Linked DNA regions of Homo sapiens: region 1 is linked to region 2. Evidence: chromatin loops called from intact Hi-C (ENCODE). Cell type or tissue: B cell. All regions are shown on one strand. Each heading gives the region's core, and the rest is flanking DNA. Links, peaks and the distances in the headings are about the cores only. Region 1 overlaps RALGPS2 (Ral GEF with PH domain and SH3 binding motif 2). Region 2 overlaps RALGPS2 (Ral GEF with PH domain and SH3 binding motif 2).

Evidence for each region. A loop is a pair of places that touch in the nucleus more often than their neighbours do. Peaks named below come from ENCODE experiments on the same cell type or tissue, not always from the same donor. Only the 100,000 strongest peaks of a DNase experiment are listed, where the experiment ranks them.
Region 1: a loop joins it to region 2, with 2.6 times the contacts of the local background. A loop is called at or near these places in 3 of 110 quality-filtered maps.

Annotation. Positions count from the first base shown.
Region 1 is chr1:178,785,730-178,791,125 of GRCh38, reverse strand. The region is part of intron 4 of RALGPS2 (Ral GEF with PH domain and SH3 binding motif 2); the gene reads right to left. Among named protein-coding and RNA genes, the nearest start is that of RALGPS2-AS1, 62 kb to the right of the region's middle. In B cell, for the core only: a CTCF peak has its summit at 2,345; no DNase peak of the experiment used is centred there; H3K27ac peaks cover 4,078 bases.
Region 2 is chr1:178,897,285-178,902,680 of GRCh38, reverse strand. RALGPS2 (Ral GEF with PH domain and SH3 binding motif 2) reads right to left here. Exons shown (of 20, transcript NM_152663.5): 17 at 4,925-5,017; 18 at 470-575. Among named protein-coding and RNA genes, the nearest start is that of ANGPTL1, 29 kb to the right of the region's middle. In B cell, for the core only: no CTCF peak of the experiment used is centred there; a DNase peak (open chromatin) is centred at 3,000; H3K27ac peaks cover 3,083 bases.

The sequences.
Region 1 (5,396 bases), core at 103-5,102, 110 kb after region 2:
AAACAAAATACACTGAAGATCTTTTAAACAGTTTTATAAAGTATATGTATACTTTTAATATACAATTATATATGAAGTAGAGACCTGAATATTGATATAATGGACACAAACATAAAATTAATTTACTAGTTATAGACTCAGTTATAACCAATATCTTTTCATAATATCTGAGGTTTAATTTTGATTTAACAATAAGAATTCCTTTATCCTCCAGTGAAGGTAATATTCTAATGTATACTATATAAAGAGACATCATTTTATGTTAATAAAGATTAATACACTAAACTGGCTGCCATCATAGGTTAAACAATCTATTTTTAACTTATCAGTAGCAAGAGTTTTGACATAATAAACAATATCTGTACAATCATTTTGGAAAACAAATTAGCAATAGTTGATTAAAAATTTAAAGATGCTCTATAATCCAGTGATCAATGCATTAAAGTGTATATATCAACACAGATGCTAGTCAACAATGTTGAACATCAAAAGCATGCTACGAAGACAAGAACATCAAAAGCATGCTAAAAAGACCGAAACAACAGAACACCATCTACATAAAATATTTGAAACTGCAATAGCATGCGTTAAGGGATACCTATACATAAAGAAAAAATATAACTAAATAGACAGGAATGATACAGACCAATACTGGATGGTGATTACCTTGGTGGCAGAATGCAGAAAGCCTTTCTCAGTACTGGTTAGATACACAGGAATTTATCTTATTATTTACTATGCTTTGTTATATGTCTTTAATATATCATACTAAATTTTAAAAACATTTTTCTGCCAGATAACAAAGGCCTTTTTATACTGGCCAGATTTAATACACTCTTAGTGTTCACACGAGACTAATACATTAAGAATATATTGGCTGGGCGCAGTGGCTCACACCTGTAACCCAGCACTTTGGCAGGCCAAGGCAGAAGGATCACTCGAGCCTTGGAGTTTGAGACCAGCCTGGACAGCACAACGAGACCCTGTCTCTAAAAAAATAAAATAAAAAATTAGCCAGGCATGGTGGCACATGTGTATGGTCCCAGCTACTTGGGAGGCTGAGGTGGGAGGATCATTTGGGCCTGGGAGGTCCTGGCTGCAGTGAGCCGTCATTGCGCCGCTGCACTACAACCTGGGGAACAGAGCCAGACCCTGTCTCCAAAAAAAAGCTAAAAGTATTTTGGTGCTACATCATTTCTTCCAATAGTTACTGTTGTCAATTTTTAAAAACACTCTCTCATTGGGCAGACATTTACTAAATACTATGTTCAACCTCTCATTCTAAATATTGAGCTTCCACTATGTGCCAGTCAGATAAAATGGTAAGCAAAAATTGTCAGTCTCTGCCCTCATGTAGCTTAAAATCTGGTGGAGAGGCAAGCAAATCAAGTACCTGTATTCACTCTCTTGATAATCTCACCCACACTTTTAAATACCACCTCTACACTGACATCTCCTAAACTTATTATTTCTAGACTGGACTGGAAATATATGCCAGTATACATTCCCAAACTCAACATTCTCCTTGGCTGTCTAACAGGCATGTCAAAATAAGTATGTCCAAAGCCAAACTCCTGCAAAATCTGTTCCTCTAGCCTTTCTCCACAAGGGTGCATTGTGCATTATATTTTATATGAATAGCAGCCCCAGGAGTTGTATACGACAACAATAATAATTTTTCATCCCAGAGAATATCAACTACATGCATCTGGCTTCAGGCCAAAAACCTTGGTGTCATCCTCTACTCTTGTTTCACATACAATGTCTGGCAACTTCTCATTTATCTCTTCCATTCCCACCCTGATCTAAGCCACCTTCATCTCTCACGTGGTCTCCTTGATTCAGTCCTTGGTACCACCTCTTCTTCCCCTATGCTCTTTGCCACATATCCTAGTCAGCAGTATCAAAGAGCTGCTTAAGGCCGGGCACAGTGGCTCACGCCTGTAAACCCAGCATTTGGGGAGGCCAAGGCGGGTGGATCACTTGAGGCCAGGAGTTTGAGACAAGCCTGGCCAACATAGTGAAACCCTGTCTGTACTAAAAATACAAAAATTAGCGAGGCGTGGTGGCATGCACCTGGAGGCCTAGCTACTAGGGAGGCTGAGGTAGGATAATCACTTGAACCCGGGAGGCGGAGGTTGCAGTAAGTTGAGATCACACCACTGCATTGCATTCCAGCCTGGGTGACAGAGCAAGATTGTCAAAAAAAAAGAAAAAAGAAGAAGAAAGAAAGGAAAGAAAGAAAGAAAAGAAAAGAAAAGAAAAGAAAAGAAAAGAAAAGAAAGAAAGAAAGAAAACAAAAGAAAAGAAAAGAAAAGAAAGAAAGAAAAGAAGAGAAGAGAAAAAAAAGAGCGACTTAAAACCTAACGCGGAAAATGTCACTTCTCTGCTCACAACCCTCTAATGGCTTCCCATCTTTTTCACAATGGCCCCACACCATCTAGCCCTCACCCTACCTCTCATCTTCTAGTACATTCCCTCCCTTGCTCACTCACTGTAGCTCACTGGCCTTTGCCCCGACTTTCCCTTTGCCTGGAATACTATTTCCCCAAACACTCATATGGCTTGCTCTCTCACTCACCTCCTTTAGGCCTTAATGCAGATGTCATCTTCTCAGTAAGGTCTTCCTGATCATCCTATCTAAAGTTGCAACTCCCACTACCCTCACACTTCCTATTCTCTTCTCTCTGCTTTATGTTTTTCATGACACTCTATAGCTAACCTCACCCAAATATCAGATCCATGAGGGCAGGAATTTTAGTGTTGGCTTACTGCTATACCTTCAGCAACTAAACTAGATGTTTTAAATTGCATAAAATAGGCATACAATAGGCATCCAGTAAATATTTGTTGAATCACAACACAAATGTAAAATTGCAATTGACGAGTCCAGTGAAAAAGTATAGAGTGCTAGGTGACCCTGTAGAAAGACAAAAAAAGCTTACCTGAGAAAGTCAAACTAGAGCTGAGAACTGAAAGATGAGTAGAAGTTAATTAGGATGTGCACAGGCTCAGTGGTGAGAGGGGCTAAAGGAAGGCTAGTATATCTTAGACCAGAAAGACAGGAAAGATGTAAGATGGGGTTGCAGAAGGTAGAAAAAGGTAAAACTGTGAAGAGATCTGTAGACCATATTAAGATGGTTCTTTATCCTCAGAGCAACAGGAAGCCAATGAAGTGTTTTAAGCAGAGCGATCACATGAACAGATCCAACAGATGTTGAAAAGATTACCATGGCTACTGGGTAAAAAAGCATTTAGAGGGGTCAAAGTAAATGCAGGTAGATGAAGTAAGAGGTCACTGCAATAATTCACTTGAGAGAAGACAGTATTTTACATTGGGGTGTTGGGAGTAGAGATAGACTGGATAGATAAGGTACTTAGGAGGTTAAAAAAATCAAAGGGATTAGATAAATGGAGTAAAGGTCAAGGGAATTTTAAGGTTTATTTCTAAGTTTCACAAAGTACTATCAGATGCCCCAAGGGAATAAAAATTTCCCATAGATGTGAAGTCTATGTCTTCAAGTAGTATTATCTGGATCTTCAATATCCAAGCTCCTAGCCACCAATGGCTACTAAGCACTTGAAATATAGCTACTCCAAATAAAGATGTACTGCAATTGTTGTATATGTTGGATTTGAAGGCTTAGCGGAGAAAAAAGAATGTAAGATATCTCAATAATTTTTTACACTGATTACAAGTTGAAACGATAATATTTTGTATGTAGCAGGTTACATAAAATCATTAAAATCAATTTCATCTTTCTTTTTACCTTATAATGTGGCTACCAGAAAACAAAGTTATATAAATGGCTTATACTATATTTCTGCTAGACAGCACTGATCTCATATAAAGCAGCAATACAACTGTTGCAGTTCATTCAAAAGGAAAAAATACACCTAAGAAGAAGACAGGTGAATTTTAGGTCAAAAACGTAATTTGCATAAAGAATTTCATTTTTTTGATTTTTTTTTTCAGGGAGGAGAAGAAATAAGTATTTCTGGTTTTTTCTTTTTGCCATTTAAATACAAAAGCCATTTTCTTCTTGTGCTTTATTTATAGAATACATTGTTCTTCTTCTATTGCTAATCCAATGGTTCTACTTAGAGAGCCCTCTGAGGTATGGGGGAAAAGTTAGGAAAACACAGAATTGTGGAAATGATGGGAACTGACGATCATTTCGGCCCACCCCTTCATTTATAGGTATCGAATTTGAGATACTAAGACAGGAAGTAACTTACTTGAAAATCACAGGACTAATACTACCTACATCATGTAGGACATAAATGGAAACTCATAGTCATTACAGTGTTCAGGGCCACTACAGACTTGTATATAGCACAATGAATACACTATATTTTGTTCCCGAAAGAACTAAAATTGTATCTATTTTGTAGTATTGAATTTCAGGATTATCAATGACTTTGTTTTGGAATACAAAATCACATTGATATACTAGATGAGAGGTTAAAAAAAATCAGATTTTAGAGTCTGAAACCCAGTTCCACCACTTAGTTGTGTACCAAAGACAATTGTCACTGTTTCCTCATCAGTAAAACAGAGATACTATCATACTCAGGATGTTAAAATGATAGGAACACTATACACACACACACCCCCATGCTTATAGTGGATAGATGCATAACGCCAGTCCCTTTGTTTTCATTAGAAACAAATGATGTGTTTCTTGATCCTTTCTCTCCTCTCCAAAATGTCAACGCAGTCATATTATTAAGTCATAAAATAAAGATATAAGGGAAAAGATTACTAGAGTTAGTGGTGAAACCCAGTTTCAAATTTCCATCTTCCCATTAAAAAGCTTCAAAGCAATAGGTAAATCATTCAACTTCCCTAAGTCTATTTCCTCCAGTAAGTAATGCAGCCAAATCAATCAAAATGATTCAAATACAGCTGACCTGTAAACAACACATGGGTCTACTTATACACGGATTTTCTTCCACCTCTACCACCCTTGAGATAGCAGAACAAATCTCCCTTCTTCCTCAGTCTACTCGATGTGAGGCTAATGAGGATAAAGACCTTTATGATGATCCGCTTCCCCTGAATGAATAGTAAATATTGTTTCTCTTCCTTATGATTTTCTTAGTAACATTTTTTCTCTAGTTTATTGTAAGAACCGAGTACAAAATACATATAACATACAAAATATGTGTTAGTTGATTGTTTATGTTACCAGTAAGGCTTTTGGTCAACATCAGGCTATTTGAAGTTAAGTTTGCAGGGAATCAAAAGTTATAGAAAGAGTTTTCACTGAGCAAGTGTCAATGCTCCTAACCTCCGCTTTGTTCAGATGTCAAGTATAGTCCTATCTATGACTCAATAATGTATTGCTATGAATGCCACGTGGGTTTCTGAGGCCCAAACAGTATGTAGATAA
Region 2 (5,396 bases), core at 102-5,101:
GTGATAGAATAAATATTTAAAGGAAAACTCTGCCACTTTCAGAACTTAAGAATAACAATCCATTTCAAGGTATTGATGAAGGAAGCAGTATGGCCTATATGGCAAGTCTCTAAAAATTTGAAGTAACAATGGGGTATATATTCTCAAATTCCCTCCCTCCTTTCCTAGTTAGGTCTCTAGGGATTAGCTGGGCTTTTAATTTTCAAGCATATATGCCCATGGAGCAAAGAAAATAAGCTCCACAAATATTATTAAAATACATAATGGGACAGAAGTATTTCCCAATAGATAAAACTACACAAATACTTTCTCTCTTGAGTATTCCAGTGAAACTAGGTTTTGGCTCATCAAGTTCTTCATGTATGCATAAAACATTATATATATGACAAGTATACACACACACATACATACATACATATACACAAACACATACGCAGTATCGTAAGCCCCAGTTATTCTAACAATTCACCTTTCTCAGAGTCAGTCAGCAGGAAGAGATCAGGATGTTCAGGGTCATCAGCCATCATCACCATCCATCCTATCACAGATACGTTCTTATTGGATGTTGATTTGAACTGAGAGAAAAAAAGATAATTAGCGGAAACAGAAAATTTATGGTTTATTCTAGCAAAACTTCAGTGTTAGGGAGTGTATTTTCAGTTTCTCCTAATGAAAGATGAGATTTGTGACTTCATGCTGGTCTCAGCCAGCCTGGGGCCTTTTACTGCTGAATTTCATCCTAGGCATGCCTTCTTCAGATAATCTCCTACTTTCCAGACCTTCCCAGCTTCAACTCTGCATCAAAACCTAACTGATCTATTCCCTATTCCCAGAGAGCATGTTTGTGAATATGATATATTAATCTGTTGTTTTTTTTCTGAATTACTGTACTACTCCTTATAGGAAGGACATTTGCATTTTAGTAGCTATGCTGTCTTAAATCTGATGATGTAATAAATCAGCAGTGCTATCAGAGAGTTCTTTTTTTTTTTTTTGAGACAGTCTCACTCTGTTGCCCAGGCTGTGGTGCAGTGGTGTGATCTCAGCTCCCTGCAACCAGATAATTCTTAATGACAATATTCTTACTTGTATTTTTCAAAAAAGAAGGGTATTCTTAGCCTGTCTATTACTTTTGTAGTTAACCATTCTTTTATTATTATTTTAGCTACAACTTCTTTTCTTAATTCTGAGAAAGGGCAGTTATAAAAGAAGAACAGGTTGGCTTAAGCTAGTGCTTAAGACTGTATGTGAAGCCATTCAGGTATTGTTTAAAAATCAAACAGTGCATTGTATAAGGACGTGTACATGGTAAAACACTAAAGAAAAACAAGGCGACAATTAACAAGAAATTCAGGACAGCAAGAAGCTGTGGATATGGTTGACAGGGAAGAAGTGGATGCCTCTGGGAAGGCTTTGACGGTTCTAGTAACATTCTGTTCCTCACACTGGGTGGAGAGTATACAGGTGTTCATTTTATTTATTATGCTTTAAAATGTACATGTACACTACCTATCTTCTTTTGTATGTATGATATGCTTCACGATTAAAGGAAATGGGAAAAAGAATGAACATGGCACATTCATAACAACATGAAATTGAAATATGAAAGCTAAAGAAATCAGTAAGTTTTACTACTGTGAAGAATGAAATTGGCCCTACCACAGGACTGCTGATTTGACAGCTCATAATGTACTTCGACATGAATACTATGATCTTCTAATATTCTTTTCTTAAGCCTAAAAACTTCCACCTCAATTCCCTTTTTCAAAAAGTAAAAAGTAACTCAAGCAACATAAACTGCTTCAGAAACAGGGATGAAACTAGAGTGCAAATGCCCTTTAACCACCAGCGAATCCCATCACATTCCCCAGATATAATCATCACTTGAGGTGACAACCTCCAGACCTTATTCTATGCATTTATTATATCAGAGGTTTGTGTCATTGCTGCTGTTGGTTTTTACGTATTAATGGGGGATATATTTACACTCTGACTTGTGTTTTTCATCTATCAGTAACCATTTCCTTATTGATAAGTATTTTGGGTATTTCCAGATTTCTGTTGTCATAAATATTATAGAAATATTCTTCTACAGATAATCTTTGTGCACTTGTTCAAAAATTTCAGTAGGACAGATTCTCAGATGAGGAATTTCTGGTTATTACCAAGCTAAATACTGACTCGGACTGGCCACCACAAAAACAATACCAATTTAAATTTTTACCAGCCATGGATGACAGTCTGTTTCCCCATATCATGACCAATGCTATGTCATCAATCTTTTAAATTTTTGTCTAATGGCAGGAAAGTGTCTCCCTTAATTTGCATTTTTAAATAGTAAGTGAGGTTGATCACTCTACCCACACAAACTGTTCTTCATAGGCAAAAAAATATATACTTTATAGAATACTAAAATAAGGTATACAGACTTCCATATGTCCCACTTCTGGGTTTATTGCCATGAACAGGTATATTTTAATCTATGATTTTTTTTCTCCTCCAGCTTTTTATTTTGAAAAAATTCAAACTGTACAGAAGTTGAGAATGCCACAATGATTAGCCATATATCCTTAATCTACATTTTTGTGTTTGTTTGATCTTTCTGAACATTCAAATGCAAATTGCAGACATCATAACATTGAACCCTAAATATTTCAACATGTATCTTTTAATAACAAGAATATATTCCTATACAATCACAACGTAATTGTCATTTCTAAGAAATTGAAGAGACAACCACATAAAGTCCATGTTACATTTTCTTAAGTTGTTCCAATAATAACCTTTATAGCTTTTTAAATTTTTTCCCCAATATAACTCCAGGATTCAACTAAAAGACATACATTGCATTTAGTTGTCAAGTCTCCTTTAATCTAGAACAGTCCTCCTGTCCCCCTGCCCTTACTCCACCTGCCAAATTTTGGTCTTTTTAAGAATCTAGGCCAGCTGTCTCATAGAATGACCCACAATTTGGATTTGATTATTTCCTCATAAGATTCAGGTTAAATATTTTGGCAAAAAAAAAAACCAAAACCAAAACCAAAACCAAAACCAAAACCAAAACACAACAATACAGGTGGTGCTATGTTTAAATGGTGATTTTAATCCTTTTTCGGTTGCTTACATATAGCAGATATTTTCCTCCAATTTATTTGTATTCTAACTTTATTTGAAAACGATTAAAATTTTTTTCTTCCATTTAGTTCTGTGCCATATCTTTTCTATCTCAAGATTAATACCAAATATAGATATAGACCTGTCTCTATACCCTCTATCCTGTTCTTCAAATTTATTCTTTAATTATATTTTAATTTAATTAGAAAAGATGAGAAATGCGGTCAATTTCCTTGGTACTCAATAAGATTTTCTCACAACTCACTATGCTTTAATTTCCAAACATTTTGCATACATTACCTATCAGAAACCTCATATAATTAAAAACCCAAAGTATAATATACTAGTAACTTTATGCACAAGCAACAATGCAAAGCACAAAACAATATTTAACATATCCATTAGATGACAAATTCAGTTATAACTTCTCTAATTTGGACTTTTTCTAATTGAAACTAAGAAAAAACAAAAAACAAAAAAACCATTTTATTTTGAATAATGACTTTTCTACAATAGTCAGCTAAGTGAAATCTATCCAGCAAGTATCTCAATGTGGCTATGTGAAAAGTTACTTTCCATATGAAGCTAAGGATTTAATTGAACTGAATGAATCCAACCTTTTTCTCACTTTGAGAACAGCAGTACTAACTCTACAAATTGTTCTAGCAAAACTAATCTATGTAAATGTTGTAGGGTATATAGGCATTATTGTCAATTTGACCAGAATACAAAAAATAAATATTCACCGAAGAAATCTCCATGATCCTTCACTCAAGTCCTTTATCTCAATGCAAGAGCTATCTTAACAATTATATAATAATAGTGAGCAAAAAAGCTAGTGCTTAAGAATATATATGATCCCACTGAGGTACAGTTAAAAAATGAAACCATGGATTAATTAGGGAAACATATATGCTAACACTATGAAGAAAAGCAAGACAATGAGTCATGATGATCAGGAGGGTGGCAGGTGGTGGGTATAGCTGATAAAGAAAGGCAATGCTATCTTACGGTACTTCCCACATTCATTTAAACCAAAAATGTTCTTTTCTATACCTGTGGTTTGATTAAAGGGCTAAAACTGTGAGAATAAAGAAGAGTTTCTCTGAATTACTCTGAATTATACAGTATCATTTGGTTAAGTTTTAAGTAGAAAAAGGACTTAAATTTTTCTTCACTGGCTTACCTTTCCTCAGTAGGATAAACCACGTAATTTTTCTCCCCCAAAACATGTGACTTAGAAATAAAATTCCTCTCAGATTTTATTAATGCAACATAGAAAATCATTCTTCCTTTCAAAGATTCTATCACTGGTATGTAAAAACAAAACAGCATGCAAAAAAGATTTATAGGAAAATTCTACAGGGTGAAAAGAGGCTTCTTTTAAGTAATATGAAGCACAAGAAAGTGATTGCAGTAACTGTTGTAATTGATCATTCCTCTTCATTGTTGGGAAGAATCACTGAACCAGAGATTGAGGTGGAAAGAACTTTAGATGTTGGTCCCACATTTCCACATTTTGCTGATTAGGAAAGGAAACTCCAAGGCAATAGTTTTGAACAATATTGAACAGGAAACTCCAGATTTGAGAAAGCTTTGATGTCAAAATAGATAAGCGTAATGTGCAGTTTTGACATTTGCAATGGAAAAATGGTATTTAAAAAAGAAATAAATGTAAAAACTTTTGGACTAGAAGATAGGAAAAAACAAGGCAAACCCAAAAAACCTTTGTATCCCATTAGGACTGCTTTCTTTATAACCATGAACAGTCTGGGAAACCACGCTAAAAATGTAGAGAACAAATACTTACATGTTTTCTTTCGGTAGCCTTTAGAGATTTGGCAGCATAGTAAAAAAGCTGTGTCCCACACAAAGCTGCCCAATATTTTGTCCAAGATGCTACCTGGATAGGACAAACACAGGAATATACTATTACAATGCTCCTGGCTTCTTAGTTTCTTTACATTCTAAGTGCCAATGATCAAGTCCACTTCACTTCAACCAAAGTCCTAACCTCAGAGTTGAGCTGTATCACTTCTGAAATCTTAATCTCAAATACTCCTGTCACTGCCATGTAACTACCTGTTTGTAGACCCACATACTCAGTCTTTCCTCCAGCTACAAAAGAATAGTTAACCCCGATTCTATCTAAAGGCAAACTCAACTCTCTTTTTATGCCCTAGATTCCAACTCTCTCTCACTTTTTAAAGAAGTTTGCTTTACAGTCCCACCAACAGTGTAAAAGTGTTCCTATTTCTCCACATCCTCTCCAGCACCTGTTG